Regions from separate parts of the Mus musculus genome. Here region 2 is linked to region 1. Evidence: chromatin loops called from intact Hi-C (ENCODE). Cell type or tissue: gastrocnemius. All regions are shown on one strand.

The links. A loop is a pair of places that touch in the nucleus more often than their neighbours do. Peaks named below come from ENCODE experiments on the same cell type or tissue, not always from the same donor. Only the 100,000 strongest peaks of a DNase experiment are listed, where the experiment ranks them.
Region 2: a loop joins it to region 1, with 5 times the contacts of the local background. A loop is called at or near these places in 12 of 42 quality-filtered maps.

Annotation. Positions count from the first base shown.
Region 1 is chr11:71,673,578-71,676,077 of GRCm38, forward strand. No RefSeq gene overlaps it. Among named protein-coding and RNA genes, the nearest start is that of Gm33964, 25 kb to the left of the region's middle. In gastrocnemius, a CTCF peak has its summit at 967 (motif pointing right); DNase peaks (open chromatin) are centred at 972 and 2,340.
Region 2 is chr11:71,851,077-71,853,576 of GRCm38, forward strand. No RefSeq gene overlaps it. Among named protein-coding and RNA genes, the nearest start is that of Gm22927, 4.1 kb to the left of the region's middle. In gastrocnemius, no CTCF peak of the experiment used is centred here; no DNase peak of the experiment used is centred here.

The sequences.
Region 1 (2,500 bases):
GGCCAAACAAAACAACAACCCCCCAAAACACACATGCACACACACACACACACACACACACACACACACACACAGCAAACAGAGACTCAGACCCAAGCCTTCCTATTCCTTAGGCTGCTTGCAAGTACTTCATTCTCCCAGTGAGGATTACAAACCAAAGTCCAAAAGATGAATGTTCCCAAGTTCAAGTAACTGCTAAATAAAGGACTCCAGAGCACTGTAGTAGCAGGGACTTAAAGCCAGGGGCAAAGCAGCACTGTGGTTGAGCTGGAGATAGGTGGGTTGAGGCAGGACAGAGGTTCAGGATCATTCTACAGACCTTGGGGGGTTCACAGCTCTTTATTGTGGAATATATCAACCAAGTCAGAGCTCTGGAGGCAGTGCCTGGGGTTCCAGCAGGTTTGAGAAGGCCATGGTCTGGCTTCAGAAGTCATCCTGCCACTATTGTCCATCAATAGATGCTCTCCAGAGGGCTAACCTGGACACACACCTCCTCTTTTTTCTGCACTGGAAGTTTTTTTTTTCCTTCTCACTCTGACTTTTTCCTTCTTTTGGCTTCTGTTGAAATTAATTCCACAACACTGAATAACCTTCCCCCACAAGGTTGGAGTTAATCAGGCTGAATTTATTAAGATCTCTACAATTAAATGAGCTCATACCGGGAGGAGGAAAGTTACCTTATTATCCCATTTTTAAGAGCTTGAATAATTTTCGCCCCCGTCTTTTACTGTTGACCCCCAGATACTTCCATCACGGTCACCAATGACTTTAGAGGGTGCTGAACCACAGACTTCTCCGTGGCTCCCATTCCTGATGCAGGGGGAACGTGCTCAGACCAGTGAGTCATCTCAGAGGAAAATCAAAACAAAAATGGATGAGTTGTCTAGAATGAATGGACAACCTGCAGTTTGCCTTACAGGCCAGACTTGAGCACTCCAGGGTACACTACAGAGGGGATGCTTTTCCCCTAGGGGGCGCTGTCAGCTTTGCCTGCATCTCAGCCCCTGCTTACCCCTCTCCTCTCCTGGCTCTTTCCTCATAGTGAAAACCTCTGAGTCTTATTACCTTTAAAATGAGATTCATATGAGTGGGGAATTAGATTCAGTTAGCCCAAGGAAGGGATTTGGGTCAGAAGCGCCCCCACTGCAGATTCCATCACTACGTTGGCCCCCTTGTTCCTGAGAGCTCACCCTTACCCGTCCTTGTGTATTAAGGTCGGGGTTTCCTTGCTTTTGCCTTACCAGTCTTGTCCACCAGAATCCACAAATCTGGGGTTGAGTATCACCCATGGGACAGAAGCCTGCTTGGATTTGTGCCTGTCCTCCCTGTTCAGCTGCCTCATGGATAAGCTTCAACTGCCTGTGGCAGGGGCTTGATGTAAGTCACATTCTCCCCTCCCTTCCCCTTCCCTGCCAAATACATATATATATATATATATATGCTGAAGTCTTAACGCTCACTGTCTGTCAATGTGACCTTATTCGGATATAAGGTGTTTTGTAGATGTATTCAAAGTGAGATGCCATCATCAGAAATATCCCTCCCTGAGAGCTGCGCAGGATAACGATAGAAGGAGGGGTCAGAATCAGATAACTTCAAGTCAAGGCACTCTGAATACTGCAGGCAACACCAGAAACTAAAAGAAGCCCTGGCATGCACGGATAATCCCTCAGAGTCTTCCAGGAGGTAGAAAACTTGCTGATGTTCTGTGTTAAGACTTCTAATCTCCAGAAGCGTGAAAGATCGAATTTCTGCTAGTCAATCCGCCGAAGACACCTATACAAAGCCAGTATGGCTGCCGTGCCTCCTAAGAAGCTTGTGATTTCTCTCACCTCTGTTCATGGGTCTGGCAAAATTGATATCTCCCTGCTTCTGACAGGCGTTTTTCTTCCTTTCTAATCCCAGCCCAGACTCAAGGAGCTTTCTAGATCTGGGTGCTGAATTAAGTCCCCAGCATAAACCCCTGTCCTAAACTGACATATTTGGAGGTAGCCCTAAGATTCTTGTTACCATGTCAACAAGGATTCCCTCATCACCCCCAACACAGAGTGACATCTACCAACAAGTCACAAACAAGTATCTGAAAGCTTACAGCCTTTTTCAATTATAGACACACCCTCTTTAACACACACACACTTAAATCATAAGAGGCATGAACAGAGACAAGCTGGTTTCTTGCTCAGTGAAATGATTGGATATGGGGCCAGCTTCTGCTGAACATGGTGTCTCCCTTCCAAGTGTGATCTAGTGATGAGTTAACAGACAAAACACTGTGGCTCTGGGGACCATGTGATACATAGTCTGGCTAAGTCTGGGGCCATATGCTATCTAGCCCATGCTGGCTCCATCCAGTATCAAGGGTGGGTATAACAGATGTCCTCAGAAACCCCACCCCAATTCCTCAGGCTCAGTGAACCTTTCTAGGCAGCTCACATGCCCTTCCCTCATAACGTCATCATTTACCTACTGTGCAGCTCTATTCTCCCCACAATTATTCCTG
Region 2 (2,500 bases), 180 kb after region 1:
CTGCTCCACTCTTCTGTCTTTCCCACCTCTCCATTGCATATCCGTCCATTGTAGTGGCACCCGCTGGCCCGCATGCCTCAACCATTGACATTTTAAAGTAACAACTACTAAAGTAAAACTGTTCCTTTCCTGGGACAATCAATGCTGACTAACTGAAGCTGGAAAAATAACAAAGATTAAGAAGGCACCAGAATCACTGATGTGAAGTCCTCTGGGAATGTTCCCTTGGGGTCAGCACACAGGAGCTTCGGGGCTGGTGGGCAACTGCATCTCATGCTGGCAGCTGCATTTGGTAATGTATAAAAATTTCCAGGTACAACTGGTTTTGGAGGCATGAAGGAGGCATGAAGAGTAGCTGAGGCTTGGCACCATGAGAGGAGAGAAGAGGGCCTGAGTGAAGGTGCAACCTCAGCTGAAATAGAAGCCCCATGATTGAAGATGTCGTGGAGAGAAGTGGAAGCTTAGCAGAATCAAATTAAAGTAAACACAAAGTCTAGCAATTTTAAGGGTCAGTGTCAGACTCCTGGGACTCACAGTCTTCTGCTTTCCAAAGGGCCTGGTCAGCTCCCACCTCTCCAGCTCTGTGGTCTGTAGCACACACGGCTTGTCTTACAAGCTCAGGCCATCTCCACTCCATATTTGCTGCTGTCCTTGGTGGCTATCCACCATGGTCCTGGAATCTTCAGAATGCTGGTGTCTCTCCTGCAACAGGGCTTCACCTTTCCCAATACCATCTCCTGGGCTTTCTTCAGAGACTCTCATGCTGTCGTGTGATGCCAAGCAAAGTAAGCCCAACTTGGACATGTTGCAGTGTTTATATTGGTCTCAGTCTGGTGGTCATGGACACTGAGGAAGTGGCTTATGAGCCTACTCTGACAGCTTGCTGTCTTAGAACCAAAGCTAAATCCAGTCCACACAAGGGGTCCTCGGAGTGCTTGGTAAAGACAGAGATAGTAAGAGCTTCATCTCTCACTGCCTCCCCTCAAGTCATGATCCAGCCACGCCTGCCTGTCAGACACCCCAAGTCACTTCCTCTGAGAGCACCTTATAACAACTAGTCTTCAGCATAATGGAAACAGGATCACCCTGGCAGACATCGACTTCGTCATCCCCTTCATGCAAGATGAAGCCCTGAGCTAGAACTGTGTCCATAGGAACCTACCAGAGGCTGGCCTTGAATGCTCGAGGCATGGAACATGGTGACACTAGGTTGTCAGACTAGATGCCACCTTTTACAAATCTGGAAGAGGCTGATGGAGACCAAGGGCCAAGGCTAAAGAACATAATGCAAAACCAGGATGGATTTGGGGCCTTCCAGGACTGGTCTACTGTTCCCAGGTAGTCCGTTACACTGTCTTCCTGGTTCCAACTGCAAATTGTAACAACTGCTGATAGGTATTTGGTGGTTTCTTCTGCATGTGACTTAAGAGTTGGTTCCATTGCAAGTAAGAATTCCCCAAACAGTCACAGCTTTAAAAAAAAATGTGCATGTCTTCTGGAATGGCCTATCCTCTGAAGTCCAGCTTACTTCTCCAACTTCCAGTTGGACCCAAGGTGTGGTTCTCATCCTTTTGATATAAGGTGATGCTAGAACCTCTGCCAGTACATTACCTCCTGGACAGTAGGTCAGAGGGGACAGGGTAAGGGAGGGAAACAGAGAACATTGCTCCTTTTTGTTGGCATATATTTATTATACATACTAGTGATTATCATAATTATGGTTGCATATAATTGTGCCATGTGCCTTGATCATAGTCACCACCATGCCCTGCCTTTTCTCCCCCATCCCTCCTTACTAGTCTCCTTTGTCCCCAGTTCACTTCTACCCTTATTCCATATGTACAGAAGTGGTGTTCCCTTTATAAACTCAGGGATCCACAAATGAGAGAGAGTGGGTGATATTTGTCTTCCTGGGTCTGACTTATTTTGTTCAATATGATGGTCCCCAGTTGGATACATCTGTCTCCTTTAGAGCTGGATATATATACACACCATATTTTCTTTATCTATTCACTGACTGGCACCAAGGACAAGTCTACAGCTTGGCTATTGTGAATAGTGCTGCAAAAAACAAACAAACAAAGAAAAAACCCACAGATGCAGGTATCTCTGTCTGTGATATGTTGATGCATAATCCTTCCATAATATCCCTAAGAGGATATACCTGATACCTTGGTCATCTGATAGGTCTATTTTCTTTGGTAAACCTCCATACTGATTTCTGTAGCAGTTGGGTTAATTTACATTCCTATGAGAAGTGTATACAAGTTCCCTTTTTGCCACTTTCTCCCCAGCATTTGTTGATATTTGGGTTTTCTTTTCTTCCTTTCTATGACAGTCATTCTAACTAGGGGGAGATGAAATCTCAATGTATTTTTAAGTTACATTTTCTTGATGCCTAAGGCCATTGGACATTTTTTCATGTGTTTATCAGCCATTTGGACTCGTCTTTTGAGAACCATCCATGCCTTGGCTCATTGATTCATGACAGGAGAGGCAA